Linked DNA regions of Homo sapiens: all the other regions are linked to region 2. Evidence: read pairs that join two places in POLR2A ChIA-PET (ENCODE). Cell type or tissue: OCI-LY7. All regions are shown on one strand. Each heading gives the region's core, and the rest is flanking DNA. Links, peaks and the distances in the headings are about the cores only.

What was found. ChIA-PET counts read pairs that join two places held together with the same protein. Peaks named below come from ENCODE experiments on the same cell type or tissue, not always from the same donor. Only the 100,000 strongest peaks of a DNase experiment are listed, where the experiment ranks them.
Region 1: POLR2A ChIA-PET joins it to region 2 with 5 read pairs; 2 of 35 experiments call an interaction of 5 or more read pairs at or near these places.
Region 3: POLR2A ChIA-PET joins it to region 2 with 10 read pairs; 1 of 35 experiments calls an interaction of 5 or more read pairs at or near these places.

Annotation. Positions count from the first base shown.
Region 1 is chr2:61,214,869-61,220,093 of GRCh38, reverse strand. The region is part of intron 67 of USP34 (ubiquitin specific peptidase 34); the gene reads left to right. Among named protein-coding and RNA genes, the nearest start is that of C2orf74-AS1, 39 kb to the right of the region's middle. In OCI-LY7, for the core only: no CTCF peak of the experiment used is centred there; no DNase peak of the experiment used is centred there.
Region 2 is chr2:61,403,872-61,409,422 of GRCh38, reverse strand. It overlaps USP34 (ubiquitin specific peptidase 34), which reads left to right. Exons shown (of 80, transcript NM_014709.4): 3 at 3,295-3,715. Among named protein-coding and RNA genes, the nearest start is that of SNORA70B, 11 kb to the left of the region's middle. In OCI-LY7, for the core only: no CTCF peak of the experiment used is centred there; no DNase peak of the experiment used is centred there; H3K27ac peaks cover 612 bases.
Region 3 is chr2:60,824,737-60,829,961 of GRCh38, reverse strand. No RefSeq gene overlaps it. Among named protein-coding and RNA genes, the nearest start is that of REL-DT, 54 kb to the left of the region's middle. In OCI-LY7, for the core only: no CTCF peak of the experiment used is centred there; a DNase peak (open chromatin) is centred at 2,894.

The DNA.
Region 1 (5,225 bases), core at 226-5,225, 190 kb after region 2:
CTTGCTTGATAAGAGTGATAAGGCATGATCAGCAGTAATGAAGGGAATAAAAAGGTTTGAAAATCCTGTCTTAAAAGTAACTTTTGAGAAGGTTAAGGATAAAATGGTAATAAAGACATAAGCTGAGAGAAAATATTGGCTGAAATTATGAGTTATATAAACACTTTAAGTTGTACACAAGCCAGTAAAAAAGATCTTAGACAGGTAGACACATATCAAAAATATTTCACAAAATAGAAAGTTGCTTGGAAATAAACATAGAAAATGTTATTTTGATAGTTCAAAAAAATGAAAATTTAATTTTTAAATTTCTTATTATAAACATTTTCTATCTATTTGCTGAGAAGGCCCTACAGTCATTGATACTTAAGTAGCAATAAACATGTCTGGTATCCAGATGTTGAATTTTTTTTTTTTTTTTTTGAGACAGAGTCTCACTCTGTTGCTCAGGCTGGAGTGCAGTGGTGCAGTCTCAGCACACTGCAACCTCTGCCTGTTGAATTCAACTGATTCTTTCACCTCAGCCTCCTGAGTAGCTCAGATAACAGGTGCACGCCACCACACTCAGCTAATTTTTGTATTTTTAGTAGAGACAGGGTTTTACCGTGTTGACCAGGCTGGTCTTGATCTCCTGACCTCAAGTGATCCGCCCACCTCTGCCTCCCAAAGTGTTGGGATTACAGGTGTGAGCCACCGCACCTGGCCCAGATGTTGGATTCAGAACACCATTCTCCAGTAAAAGAATTCATGGCTCCTAGGAGAAATCACTGATTTTAGGGCTGGGACAGGGAATATACAAGATGTGTGTGGAATATCCTATAGTGTCAGAAAGTGAAAGTACTCAAAAATCAAAATGGTGGGTGTATGTCAGAGAAACACAGAGCTAACCTGAAAGAACTCCCAATGGCCAAAGCCAGAACAGTTTGAGTAACAAAATAACATAGCACTGGATTATAACCCCAAGGATAAAATAAATATTCATGAGTCCATACTTAGTAGAAATAAATGATTGAATAAATAAATGGAGAGTAAACAAATCTCCCATACAAAAGAATTCCATATAATATATGTACACATCTCCCCAGGAGGTGGAGCTTAATTCCTCACTCATTGAGTATGAGCTTAGTGACTTTCTTCCAAGGAATGGGGTGTGGAGGAAGTAACTTTACAGTGAAGAAACTTTACAGTACAACTCAGCCGGGTGATAAAGGTTAATTAACATCATTGGTAATCAATGAGGTTGATAGTGTGTACCCTTGATATGGCGTGATGGCAAAGGGCACTTCATCTCTTGTGGTCTTCCTTCCAAAAACCTATAACCTGAATCTAACCATGACACACATCAGACAAACTCAGATTGAGGGACATTCTATGAAATACCCGACCAGTATTCCTTGAAACTGTAAAGGTCATTAGAAACAAGGAAAATCTAAGAAACTGTCACAGCCAAGAGGAAGTTAAGAAGACATAATGACTAGCTGTAATGTATACTAGATGGGATCCTGGAAGGAAAAAAAAGGACATTAGGGCAAAACAAGTGAAATCTAAAGTGGAGAGTTTGGTTAGTAGTAATGTACCTGTGTTGCTTCCTTAGTCACAACAAATGTACCATCATAATAGTGTTAACTGTGGGGGAAACTAGGTGAGGGAGGTGTATTGAAATTGTTCTGCTTATTCTAAAATAAAAGGTTTATTTGTGAGAAGCACCTTTCAGTGGCGTGAACACATGGATTGGCATGGGCACTCTGCCCATGGGCCTTTTTTTTTTTTTTTTTTTCCTGGAAGTTTAGTTAACCCCACCATAATAGGATCTTTGTAAGAGCACACAGCCAAGAGCTATGTGAGAGCTGTGCGCTCTTAACAAAGAGATGTGTGCCAGTTGGCATTCATGTCTTGACCCCTGACCGTAAAACCAACAAAAAAAAAAAACTATGCTGAACCCCCAAAAAGGTTTTTCAGCCAGCTATTATGCCTAATACTGATGACAGTGCTGAGGAAATGGCATTCTTGTACATTGCAGTGGCATTGTTTAATATTATTCTTATGAAAGGCAGTTTAACAGATCTTTACCAAGATTCTTAAAAATTATATATCCTTTTATTTATTTATTTTTATTTTCTTATTTATTTATTTTCTTTCGAGATGGAGTCTTGCTCTGTGGCCCAGGCTGGAGTGTAGTGGCGTGATCTCGGCTCACTGCAACCTCCGCCTCCCGGGTTCAAGCAGTTCTCCTGTCTCAGCCTCCTGAGTAGCTGGGATTACAGGCACCCACCACCATGCCTGGCTAATTTTTTTGTATTTTTAGTAGAGACGGGGTTTCACCGTATTGGTCAGGCTGGTCTCAAACTCCTGACCTCGTGATCCACCCACCTCGGCCTCCCAAAGTGCTGGATTATAGGCGTGAGCCACTGTGCCCTGCTGGTTTGCCCTTTTAATGTCAGTAATACTGTTTTAGCGATTCTAGTGTAAGTATATGGATGCCCAACAGCATGATTTTTAGTAGTGAAAAATTTTAAACTCTTCAGTTGGGAAACATTGTTATAATGCATCATGTTAAAATTACAGTAGTGAAGACTATGTAGTAATATGAAAAAGTGCTTTTGCTGTAACTTGATAAGAGTCCAAATATTTGAATAGAATTAGTATAACTTAGAATAAGAATTAAAATAACATGTATAAAAGAAAAGCTTCATAGGAATACTCCTAAATACAACAAAATAAATGAGAACTTTTAATATAGAGAAAAGAAAAATTGAGACATTAGTGTCTTAGAGTTGCCATATAGACATGGAAGTAGACTTAATGTTTTTTGTAGCATACAACTAGATCCAGGACTCTTAAGTTATAGGAAGGCAGTTAACCAAATGGCAAGATGGCCTGTTCTTCCAAATTAACCTTCCTGTCTGTTCTTAAAGAAAAACATAATTTAAAAGTCGTGTTTTTTTCTGAAGCAGAACTTCCTTTTTATTTAAAAGCAAGTAGCTTTTATAGGAAAAGAAGAGGTGGTTAGGTATGTGATAAAGCAAAGTGAAATGTTAATTGTAGAATCTCGGTGGTAGGTCTGTGGTCTTAGTAGAGCTTTTCCAACCTTATGTGTCCAAAAAAATAACTCAAAGAAATGTTGAGGTGAAAGTATATAACTCACACCAAATGACTTTTTTTTTTTTTTTCTTTTTGAGATGGAGTCTTGCCCCATCGCCCAGGCTGGGATGTAGTGCTGCAATCTCAGCTCACTGCAGCCTCCACCTCCAGAGTTAAAGTGATTCTTGTGCCTCAGCCTCCTGAGTAGCTGGGATTACAGGCACCCGCCACCACACCCAGCTAATTTTTGTATTCTTAGTAGAGATGGGTTTCACCATGTTGGCCAGGCTGGTCTTGAACTCCTGACCTCAGATGATCTGCCCGCCTTGGCCTCTCAAAGTGCTGGGATTACAGGCATGAGTCACCGTACCCAGCCAAATGGTTTTTTTGTTTTTTGTTTTTTGTTGTTTTTTGAGATGGAGTCTCACTCAGTCACCCAGGCTGGAGTGCAGTGGCGCAATCTCGGCTTACTGCAAGCTCTGCCTCCCGGGTTCACACCATTCTCCTGCCTCAGCCTCCCGAGTAGCTGGGACTACAGGCGCTCACCACCACGCCTGGCTAATTTTTTGTATTTTTAGTAGAGATGGGGTTTCACCATATTAGCCAGGATGATCTCGAGCTCCTGACCTCGTGATCCGCCCGCCTTGGCCTCCCAAAATGCTGGGATTACAGGCATGAGCCACCGCACCCAGCCGCCAAATGGCTTTTTTAAATCGTAAATTACTTTTCTTGATTGAAGTTTTATGCAAAAATTGATCAGGATGATACCTACATGCCAGGTTTTTATATTTGAAACACATAACAAACTGAGCCTTAAAAATTCTGACTAAGCAGACTAGTATATAGGTAAAGAAATATCTAGAAAATGGAGTATTGTGCACAAAGTTTAATTTGGAAATAAATTTGTAAAATAAACTAAAATTAATTTTAGAAACCCTAACTTTGTTTGCTTTGACAATACAATGGAAATTATCAAGTTATAGTTAGAATAGGGGGAGACAAATAATGGTTGTCCTGAAAAGAACCCAAACTCAGACATTAGAGAGTCTTGAGGAGGTTCCATAGTGAATGTTAGGAGCATTATTAGCCTGTGAATCTGATTGGCTGGATTTGAATCCCAGCTCTGGCCACTAGCTGTGTAAGCTGAGATAGTCCCATTGTTGTAAGCCTGAGTGAAAGTGGGGATAATAAATGCAATGCCTGCCACATAAAGTTATGACGTCAAATAGTATACATTTGGTAAAGGCTCACAATTCTTATTATAGTTATTACTATTATTGTTTTACCATTATCATTATCATCATCATTGTTTCTCAAGGCAAAATCTAGCCTCCACCTCTTTATCTGTGTGACCTTGGTCTTTGCTTCTCCAAGATTCAGATTTTCCAGAGCACTGTTACCTCCATCCAGGGTCATTGTGAGGATTAAATGAGAAGTTTATACAGCACCTAGGTCAATGCTTTGTTGATAGTAACTGCTTTTACAGGTTAGCGCAACTAATAAGTCACTAACTCCTCAGCATTATAACATAGGCTTAATAAGTTTAACACCAAGTTCTTTCCTTGGGTGTAAGTTTAGCCTTAAAAGACTTCTAAAGATTTTCCAAAGTTAATGTTCTGTAATTAGCATATATGTAATCAAATAGGACTTTTATGTATATCTCATTCTTTCTTTATAACTTAAATATATATTATCTGGTTACAATTTAACACCCAGTTCTTTCCTTTGGTGTAAGGTTAGCCTTAGAAGACTTTTAAAGATTTTCCAAAGTTAATGTTCTATAATTAGCATATATGTAATCTTATATATTGAACTTTTATGTATATCTATTTCTTTCTTTATAACAAGTATATTTTACCATATCTGTATGTTATTACAAAGTAAATTATCATTATTTTTCAATTAAGAAGAAAACTAAGACTGTAGAACATTGAATGATTTGACCTCCTCAGGTACCTTTTGGTAGGTCTTCTGACTGCAAATGCTGGGTTCCCTCTGTTAAATCATACTACTTCCTGAGAAGAAATAAAAGATAAAGTGGGAAAATTCTGCATCTTAGGCAAGCTAAAGAAAAGTGGTTTAAAAATTATTGCCACTTCAAAAATAACAATGGCAGAATAGAAGGTATCTATTTTTATCACCTC
Region 2 (5,551 bases), core at 215-5,214:
ATTTTAAAAGTAAGTTTGGCTGAATCTTTGGCTTTCTTCATCCAAATCTGACTTCAAGTTCGTTTTCTGGGTTTTCAGATTCCATTTTTAGTAAATGATCTGCCTGCCTCAGCCTCCCAAAGTGCTGGGATTACAGGCGTGAGCCACCACACCCGGCCTGACCTCTTACTTTGAACCTGATTTTTCTAAGTTTTTTATGTTTTTTGAGACAGTCTCCCTCTATCACCGAGGCTAGAGTGCAGTGGTGCAATCTTGGCTGACTGCACCTTCCACCTCCCGAGTTCAAGCAATTCTTGTGCCTCAGCCTCCTGAGTAGGTGGGATTACAGGTGTGTGCCACCATGCCCAGCTAATTTTTGTATTTTTAATAGAGACGAGGTTTTGCTGTATTGGTCAGGCTGGTCTTGAACTCCTGGCCTCTAGTCATCTGCCCACTTTGGCCTCCCAAAGTGGTGGGATTACAGGCTGAGACAGCGCACCCCCCGACACTCAAGTTTATGACCTCACTTTGTTTTTGTTTGTTTTTTTGAGAGGGAGTGTCTCACTCTGTCTCCCAGGCTGGAGTGCAGGGGGCGTGATCTCGGCTCACTGCAACCTCCGCCTCCCAAGTTCAAGTGACTCTCCTGCCTCAGCCTCCTCAGTATCTGGGATTACAGGTAGACCACCAAGCCCGTCTAATTTTTTATTTTTAGTAGAGAAGAGGTTTCACCATGTTGGCCAGGCTGGTGTCAAACCCCTGACCTTAAGTGATCTGCTTGCCTCAGCCTCCCAAAGTGCTGTGATGACAGGTGTGAGCCACCACACCCAGCCTGACCTCTTACTTTAAACCTGATTTTTCCTAAACATCAAAGGAAAAAGCTGTTAATCAGAAGAATTGTAGGAGAAATGTGTTTATTTTTCTTCTTGTGGGAGTTGTGATACTATAGAATTGTAAAGCTGGAGGAGGCCTTGGAGGTAAAAATTAAAACCCTTTCATTTTGCCACAGATAAAAAAGATGTGATGCATTATTTATATATATTTATAATTATATATTTCTGTGTGACAAAAATACTCCAAAAGTAGTACTATATCTTAAAACAGCAGTAAACATTTATTATCCTCAAAGTTTCAATGGGACAGGAATTTGGGAGTCCTTTAGCTGTTTGGTTCTGGGTCGGGTTTCCTATAATGTTTTAGTCAAGGTGTTGGCCAGGTCATAGTCATGTAAAAAGCTCATGTGGGGCTGGAGGATATACTTCCAAGTTGGCTTGCTTTAGATAGTGACCAAGTTAGTGCTGGTTGTTTATTTTATTTATTTTTTATTTTTTTGTGACAGAATCTTGCTTTGTCACCCAGGCTGCAGTGCAGTGGCATGATCTCGGCTCACTGCAATCTTTGTTTCCCCGGTTCAAGTGATTCTCCTGCCTTAGCATCCCAAGTAGCTGGGATTACAGGTGCCCACCACCACGCCTGGCTAATTTTTGTATTTTTAGTAGAGATGGGGTTTCACCATGTTGACCAGGCTGATCTCGAAATCCTGAATTCAGGTGATCCATGCACCTCGGCCTCCCAAAGTGCTGGGATTACAGGCATGAGCCACCACACCCAGCCTCAGTGCTGGTTGTTAATGAGAGGTCTTGGTACTTTCTCATGTGGTCTCCTCTTTAGGCTGCTTGAGTGTTTTTCAGTGATAGGTGGCTTCCTCTAGAGTAAGTGATCCAAAAAAGAGCAAGGCAGAAGTGACAATGTCTTTTATGACCTAGTCTCAGATGTCACACATTGTCACTTCCACCACTTTCTATTCACTAGAAGTGAGTTCCGTCTACACAGAAGAATATCAAGTAATTTGTGGCTGTACTTCAAATTCACACTTGGAGAAATAAGATTATTTCCACATGATCATACAGGGCATTGGTGATCTATTTGGACTACAATATAGTTGTTTTGATCTGATGCTATTACTGGGTGCAGATTATAAATTATAGTTGCTTAGCTGTCATCTGGTACAAGTATTATTAGAACCAGGTACTTGCGTATGTATTAATTGCCTATTGATTCACCAGACCGTTCCCTGCCTTTTTTTGAGACATGGTTTTGCTCTGTCACTCAGGCATGATCAGGGTTCACTGCTGTCTCAGCCTCCTGGGCTCAAGCCTCTCGAATAGCTGGGACTACAGGCACAAGCCACGATGCCTAGCTGATTCTTTAATTTTTATGTTTTTGTAGAGATGGGCCTCATTATGTTGCCCTGGGTTGTCTTGAGCTCCTGGACTTAAGCGATCCTCCCACCTTGGTCTCCCAAAGTGTTGGGATTACAGGTGTGAACCACTGCACCTGGCTGAGATCCTTTTAATTATCTACATATGCCAGGCATTGTGCTACTAACTGAACATGTCTAAGGAGAACTGGATTTGTTTGTAATACTTTTTTTTTGAGACTGCGTTTTGGTCTTGTTGCCCAGGCTGGAGTGCAGTGGTGTAATCTTGGCTCACTACAGCCTCCGCCTCCCGGGTTCAAGTGATTCTCCTACCTCAGCCTCCCAAGTAGCTGGGATTACAGGTGCCCACCACCATACCCAGCTATTTTTTTTTTTGCATTTTTAGTAGAGACAGGGTTTCACCATGTTGGTCAGGCTGGTTTCGAACTCCTGACCTCAAATGATCCACCTGCCTCAGCCTCCCAACGTGCTGGGATTACAGGCGTGAGCCACTGCGCCTGGCCAATATTTTTTTTTTTTTTTTAAATACACATATATTTTTTTTTACAGGAGCTTGGGGGGGAGAGAGAGAGAGAAAGAGAGAGTGTGTGTGTGTTGTTCCTAAACACTTTTGATTTGCCAGATAGCGTCAGAGCACCCCTCCCAAGTAGCCTTCAAGGACATTAATCTAAAAATGTGGCTGTTTTATTAGTTGACAACAAAATTCCTTATATTAAATAACCAGCTGGCTTTACTAATAAGATATTTTGTTATAAGTTTCCTAATAACTTGCTAAACATATATTGAGTACTTGACACTGGAGAAACAAAATGTCACAATTCTTGTTTTTAAATAGTTCCATGTGTAGAAGGACAGACAAATCCATACGTAAAACTGAAGATAATAGCTGTAAACCTAACATGATGACTTTACACTAACTAAAATATCAGTTGTTGTTGCGATGCTATCTTTATGTTATTAAGGTGTACCCCAGCAGGAAGGAAAAAATAAAAACAAGTCTAGAAATAACTTAGTATTTGCTTACTTGTTTTTTTATATTATTAAAAAATACAGCTGCTGCTTTATTACTAATTTATTCAATTTTTTTTCTCTTATAGGCAATGTCTATGCTGCTTCAAGGAATATAAGCATTTGGAGATTTTTAATCAAGTAGTGTGTGCACTTATTAACTTAGTGATTGCCCAAGTTCAAGTGCTCCGGGACCAGCTTTGTAAACATTGTACTACCATTAACATAGATTCCACGTGGCAAGATGAGAGTAATCAAGCAGAAGAACCACTGAATATAGATAGAGAGTGTAATGAAGGAAGTACAGAAAGACAAAAATCAATAGAAAAAAAATCAAACTCTACAAGAATTTGTAATCTGACTGAGGAGGAATCTTCAAAGAGTTCTGATCCTTTTAGTTTATGGAGTACAGATGAGAAGGAAAAACTCTTACTATGTGTGGCAAAAATTTTTCAAATTCAGTTTCCCTTATATACTGCTTACAAGCATAATACTCACCCTACTATTGAGGTATGTAAAATAGGTGGTGTGAATTTTAAGTAATACCAAGTCTTAACTTCGCAGTCTGTTTCTTACTGATAAATATGAAGACAGTTTTCTGCTGGCGGAAAATCATTATTGTCACCAGAATTATTTAATGTTTCTCCAGAGCATTTCTTCAGCAGTTTGTGCTGAAAATTTGCTCGGCATAGTTCATCCTATCAAGGAAAGATCTATACATTGAACTCAGAAATTAATCTGGTAGTGATCTAAACATTTTACTGCTATAGATCTATGCTTATTTTATGACTCTTAATAAATAATAGTTGAGGGAAAAGAAACACATGGAATTTTAAATTTCATTCTTAGAAACAGTCTACAGATCAGAATTTGCTTTTATCAAGAAAAAAAAGCTTAGCAAATTATCTGTGATTAGTAGTTTCAAATAATAGTATTTCCTTTTCTTTCTTTCTTTCTTTCTTTTTTTTTTTTTTTTTTTTTTTTTGAGATGGAGTCTCTCTCTGTTGCCCAGGCTGGAATGCAGTGGTGTGATCTCGGTTCACTGCAAGCTCCGCCTCCTGGGTTCATGCCATTCTCTTGCCTCAGCCTCCCAAGTAGTTGGGATTACAGGTGCCTGCCACCACACCTGGCTAAGTTTAAAAAGAATTTTCTTTAGTAGAGACGGGGTTTCACCGTGTTAGCCAGGATGGTCTCGATCTCCTGACCTCATGATCTGCCCACCTCGGCCTCCCAAAGTGCTGGGATTACAGACGTGAGCCACCACCCCTGGCTAAGTAATAGTATTTTCTTTTGTAAGTTAAGATGCTTGACTCTATTAGTGATGTTTTTGCAAGCATTTCTAAGTATGTAGTAACCTATCTTAGACTTAACTCAGATAATATGATTGATTTCTAGGCATAGTGGGAATTGAGACAATTATGTGGTAATATATTAATGACTTAACAGTGGTTTATTATTCCTCATGATTCTCACAGGCAGTTCCTTAGCTAGTTTTGTGTAGGCTGAGTTATGCAGGTGAATTTACTTTGAGAACTGGATGGGTAAGGTCTGGGTCGCACTTGTGTGTGTGGCAGTTGGTAGTGGCTGTTATCTGGGGCTCCTTGTATTTTCTCCACATGGCTTATTTTCCACTAGGGTAGATTGGCTTCCTTAAATAGTAGTCTTAGCAGTGCTCCAGGAAGGCAAAAGTAGGAGCTGTAAGACTTCTTATGATACAGCCTTTGAAATGTCACAGTATAATTCTGCCATATTCTATTGTGCTGCTTTCTGTTACTTGAAGCGGTTCACAAGGGCAGCCCAGATTCAAAGGGGTAGTGAAGTAGACTCCATTGCTGGGGGGAGGAGAGGTAAAATTTCATTTTATATCTTATACATTGTTTCCTGTGCATCCTGGAATATGAAGAATTATGGCCATTAGAGAATCTATGACATTTTTTTTGTTTGTTTTTTATCTGTCTCTTTTCTCTAGCTTATTTGTTCTGTAACCTTTATACCTCTCTTTCTTCATCTGGGAAATAATAGTCCTTTACTGGGATATTTTCATGTCGAATGGAGACTTATTTGAAAACATAGCTTGAGGGCAGATATTTTCCCTGTTAGAATTCTTCGTAAGAATATTTTAAATCAGGCACACAAGTCACCTACTTGGCCCTCTTCCAAGTTGTACTTTCTGTCCTTCTTTCCTTACTGTTCTAAAGCTTTTTTTTTTTTTTTTTTTTTTTTTTGAGATAGAGTCTTGATCTGTCGCCCAGGCTGGAGTGCAGTGGTGTGATCTCGGCTCACTGCAAGCTCCGCCTCCCGGGTTCACGTCATTCTCCTGCCTCAGCCTCCTGAGTAGCTGGGAGT
Region 3 (5,225 bases), core at 226-5,225, 580 kb after region 2:
CAGCTCCGTCATCGTTTCCTTGGGGAAACCATCCTTGACCTACTTCCCCAGGTAGTTCCCCCACCACAGGTTCTCAAAGTGCCACCAGCCTCTCTTTTTTTGCATCTGTCTTCAGTGTAATTTTATATTTATTTGCATCAGCTTTGGACTCACACATATCCCTCTCACTAGATTGTAAGCTCTGGGGAGGCAGGGACTTTGACTTTTCCTTTTCTTACTACTGTATTTTTATACCTAAGCACGGTATTATAATAAGTGTTCACCCCAAAAGAGAAAAATGTTGAATACATTAATGCACCACAAAGGAATTACTCAGACCTCTCTGGTCTATGTTTTTAAAATCCTGGGGAAGAATTCTGAATGGCCTAGCTAGGACCAAGTTTCCACCTCAGGACTGTGGCCAAGAGCAGGCTCTATAAGAATGTGGCTGGCCGGGTGCAGTGGCTCACACCTGTAATCCCAGCACCTTGGGAGGCCAAGGCAGGATGATCCCTTGAGCCTGGGAGTTTGAGACCAGCCTGGACACCAAGCCAGACCCAGCCTCTAAATAAAAATAGAAAATAAAATTAGCCCAATGTGGTGGCATGTGCCTGTTTTCCCAGCTACTTGGGAGGCTGAGGTGGGAGGATGGCTTGAACCCAGGAGTTTGAGACTGCATTGAGACAATGATTGCACCACTGTACTCCAGCCTAGGTGACAGAGCAGATCCTGTCAAAAAAAAAAAAAAAAAAGAAAAGAAAGAAGAAAGAAAGAAAGAATGAACGTGGCAGCCCCCATTCAAACCACATGTCCAGAATAGGGAAAACAATAATCCCAAAAGAAACGAAAGGAGATGGGCAGAACAATAAACATCCACACTCTTAAGGCCATCCTTGATGCATATTTTAATATGATTTTACCTGGAGGAGAGCCTGTGGAAGGAGAGTACACAATATAATTTGGCTCAGGTCCTCCATGCCCTAGGAAAGGATGTGGTCCCCAAACTCCTCTACATAAGGCTGGGACAACCTTGTCATATTCCCCCGGGGTCTATTATGCATTCATTGTCAATAGATTAAAAAATGAGATACGCTGTTTTATCTGAATTTATGATTCCCATTCAGTTCAACAGACACCTTGAATAAAATATAAGCTCTTCGCTTAGCCCAAAGCCCTTACCCCCTCATACCTCCACTCCTTCCTGCCCCCCATTGAGTTCCATCCACTCAGGCCTCCTCTGATTTCTCAAAGCCTGAGCTCAGTCCTGCCTGGGGAACTTTACACTGCTGTCCCCCTCTGCCTGAAACTCTCTGCCCCTAGATCTGGGCAAGGCTGGCTCCTGCGGAGGCCGAGCCAGCAGGGCTGCCAGTTTGGGCACTGCACAGAGATGCTGGACTGTGGGGGTGGTGATATCTGAAATTCAGTCCCAGTGCTGTCTGCTAAGTCTTGTGCTCTGAGAAGAGGTACATTTTTCTTCACCAAATACAGCATCCTGTAGCAAAGTCAAGGGTCCTTGGAGCTACATTTGGCTAATGGGGAGATCTTTGTCTAATTTATATACACCACATAAGGCTAGTAGTGGTGGCTGGGCTAGAGGGCCTCCTCATCAGAGCTGGAGAATTTTCTCCCCTACTGGATGATGACCATGTGGCTAAGTTGACACTAGAGCCAGAATCTTGAAACTTAGGACAAAGGTCACCTGGTCGCCAGTCGACCCCTCTAACTGAAGATGAGGGAGAGGGAGCTTCAGAGGGTGATCCCAAAAGCTGGTTCTGGGCTCTGCCTGTCTCCGTACTTTTTCAGTTCAGTTACTTCTTCACCTATGCACTCCATGGCCCACTATCTGAACTCCCAACATGTGTGAACCAGGGATTACAGACCCTGCTCTCAGGGAGTTTGCAGTCCACAGGGAGATACAAATAAAATAATCACACCAACAACATGGACATTAAACTGTGATGAGTGCCAGGTGCAGTGGCTCACGCCTGTAATCCTAGCACTTTGGGAGGCTAAGACGGCAGGATCACTTGGGGTCAGGAGTTTGAGACCAGCCTGGTCAACATGGTGAAACCCCTTCTCTACTAAAAATACAAAAATTAGCCGGGAGTGGTGGCACACGCCTATAACCCCAGCTACTGGGGAGGCTGAGGCAGGAGAATCGCTTGAACCTGGGAGGCAGAAGTTGCAGTGAGCTGAGATGGTGCCACTGCACTCCAGCCTGGGCCACAGAGCCAGACTCCGTCTCAAACAAACAAACAAAAACTGTGATGAGGGCCAGAAAGGAGGAGTGGGTGGGCTTTGAGAGCACGAGGTGGAGGAACTTCACCTAAGGTGGAGGGGTGGGGGTGAGAAGACGTCCTTGAAGAAGTGATTCCAGTTGAGAATAGAAGGACAGTGGCTGGGTGCGATGACTCATGCTTGTAATCTCAGCACTTTGGGAGGCTGCGGTGGGTGGATCACTTGAGCCCAGGAGTTCAAGACCAGCCAGGGCAACGTGGGGAGTCCCGGTCTCTACAAAAAATAAATAACTAGCTGGGTGCAGTGGCATGTGCCTATAGTCCCAGCTACTTGGGAGGCTGAGGTGCAAGGATCTGCTTGAGCCCGGAAGATCGAGGCTGCAGTGAACCATGCGTGTGCCACTGCACTCCAGCCTGGATGACAGAGTGAGACTTCGTCTCAAAAAAACAAAAAAAGAGACTAGGGGATGGGTAGGAGGTGACCAGGCAGAGAAAGGATGGGACATGTGGAAAGCAGTAGCCTGGTCCAAAGAAGTTCTTAAAGGAAAAACTTCAGCCAAATTAAATTTAAGAGTTTGAGCATAAAAGGATTCGCCAATCAGGCAGCCTGCTGAGCCAGAGTAGGCTCAGAGACTCCAGTGCAGTCACATAGTGGAAGAAGATTTATTGACAGAAAAAGGAAAGCGATGTACAGAAAATGAAAGTGAGGTACAGAAACAGCTGGACTGAAGCCAGGTGCAGTGGCTCACACCTGTAATCCCAGAACTTTGGGAGGCTGAGGCAGACAGATCACCTGAGGTCAGGAGTTCGAGACCAGCCTAGCCAACATGGTGAAACCCTGTCTCTACTAAAAATGCAAAAATTAGCTGGGTGTGGGGTCATGCACCTGTAATCCCAGCTACTCAGGAGGCTGCGGTGGGAGAATGGCTTGAACCTGGGAGGCAGAGGTTGCAGTGAGCTGAGATCACTCCACTGCACTCCAGCCTGGGCCACAGAGCAAGACTCCATCTCAAAAAACAAAAAAGGAAAAGAAAAGAAAAGAAAAGAAACAGCTGGATTGGTTATAGCTCGGCATTTGCCTTATTTGAGCGCAGTTTGAACAGTTGGCTACATTTGATTGGCCAAAACTCAGTGATTGGCACAAGAGTAGGCTACAGTCTGTTTACAATTCCATTTAGGTTATAGTTCATGATGTACAGAAAAACATTTAGGCTGAACTTAAAATATGTAAAGAGGTAGCTTCAGGCTAAACTTGATATAACAAAATACAGAGGCCTGGACCCAGCTCATGGTGCAGGTCATGCTAGTGCCCAGAAGTGTTTCAAACAAGGCTTTTTGTCTTTTAAGAATCTGCTGTTATTCATCACTGAGATGACATCTGCATATCATTCTGGCAAGTGTTCCCTCAGGTCCAAGTAGAGCATGACTCAGTGGCATGTTGGAGAAGGTTCCTTTCTGCTCGCATGGGCTGACTGCGCATATCCCTTCCCAACTGCACATTCAGTGATGTCACATTGGTCTAGTGGCACTGTTGCTTATGGTGGCAGTATTTGCACCAGGGAAATCAGCACACACTGCAAAGCAGGGCATTTTGTTTTTCTTAGAGAGCTGATGATAAATATTTACTAGCATGCCACAGCATGAGCCACCTTTCACAGTCCCAGAGAAGATGCCCAATTTCTCAGAGCATCACAAATTTTCTTGAAAAGATTGGATTTATGACAAAGTGACACGACAGCCTTTGGATCCTGCCTCAGACAGCTGGAAAAAGCTGCTGCCAACCTACTAAAGATCTAGCATGATTTCTGTCACTCATGGAATGTTTCCTGCAATGGGCTTTCAAGAAACAGAACTTCCTAACTGCTGTCATTTGAGGGGGATGGAGGGGGTTGGACTTGGCCAGTCAGCACTGCTTGCTAATTCCCTCCATGGCCAGAGACTGTTACCACGTCCTGGGACAAATAGTAAAGGCACCTAGGACCTCATCTCTCTCCTCTGAGGACTAGCAGTTGATTAGCAACATAGGACAGTTAGAAATTATGGGTGTAGGCCAGGCACAGTGGCTCATGCCTGTAATCCCAGCACTTTGGGAGGCCGAGGTGGGCAGATCACCAGAGGTCAGGAGTTCGAGACCAGCCTGACCAACATGGCTAAACCCCATCTCTACTAAAAATACAAAAAAATTTAGCCAGGCCTGGTGGCGGGTGCCTGTAATCCCAGCTACTCAGGAGGCTGAGGCAGGAGGATGGCTTGAGCCCGGGAGGCAGAGGTTGCCGTGAGCCGAGATTGCGCCACTGCACTCCGGCCTGGGGCAACAGAGCGAGACTCTGTCTCAAAAAAACAATACAAAACAAAACAAAAAACAAAACAAAACAAAAAACCCAAAAGCAAAACAAAACATAAAAACAAACAAAAAGACCTCACAAATTATGTGTGTAATTCTGTAATTCTGATCCCCAGCTTTCTACCACCCTCGTGCTTTTGGGAGGGCCTGATTCAGATGAAGAGTCTCCTGAGAGCATGGATTGTCTCAGATGAAGAGTCTCCTGAGAGCATGAACTGTCTCAGGTATCCGTGTGTTCCTCAGTGTCTGGCTTGGTGACTGGCACACAATCTTGCACTAGATACTGGCTTTTGAATTAATGCACGCCGTGAAAGAGAACCCAGAAAGTCTGCACAGCTAGAGCTTCTCCTCACCCTGGGTTCTTTGTGATTTGACTTGCTGGTGATTTCTATTTATCCTGCTAAACTCAACTCAGGGGAGCCCTGGAAGCCCCTCCTAGTACGCTGACACTGGGGAGATATGATCCTCCTTATCACAAGGTATCCCCAGTACCTGTCCCCCCAGGTGGTTCTCCCCACTCTGAGTGTCTACATCTCATTCATTCCTCCAGTCCCAGTCCTTGGCACAGTGCTTGGTACAGAATAGGTGCCAGTGACTATTTAATGTGTGAATGAGGGGCTGAAGCTAGTGCAAACAGGAGCTTAAAGTTCAGGAAAGATTGGAGA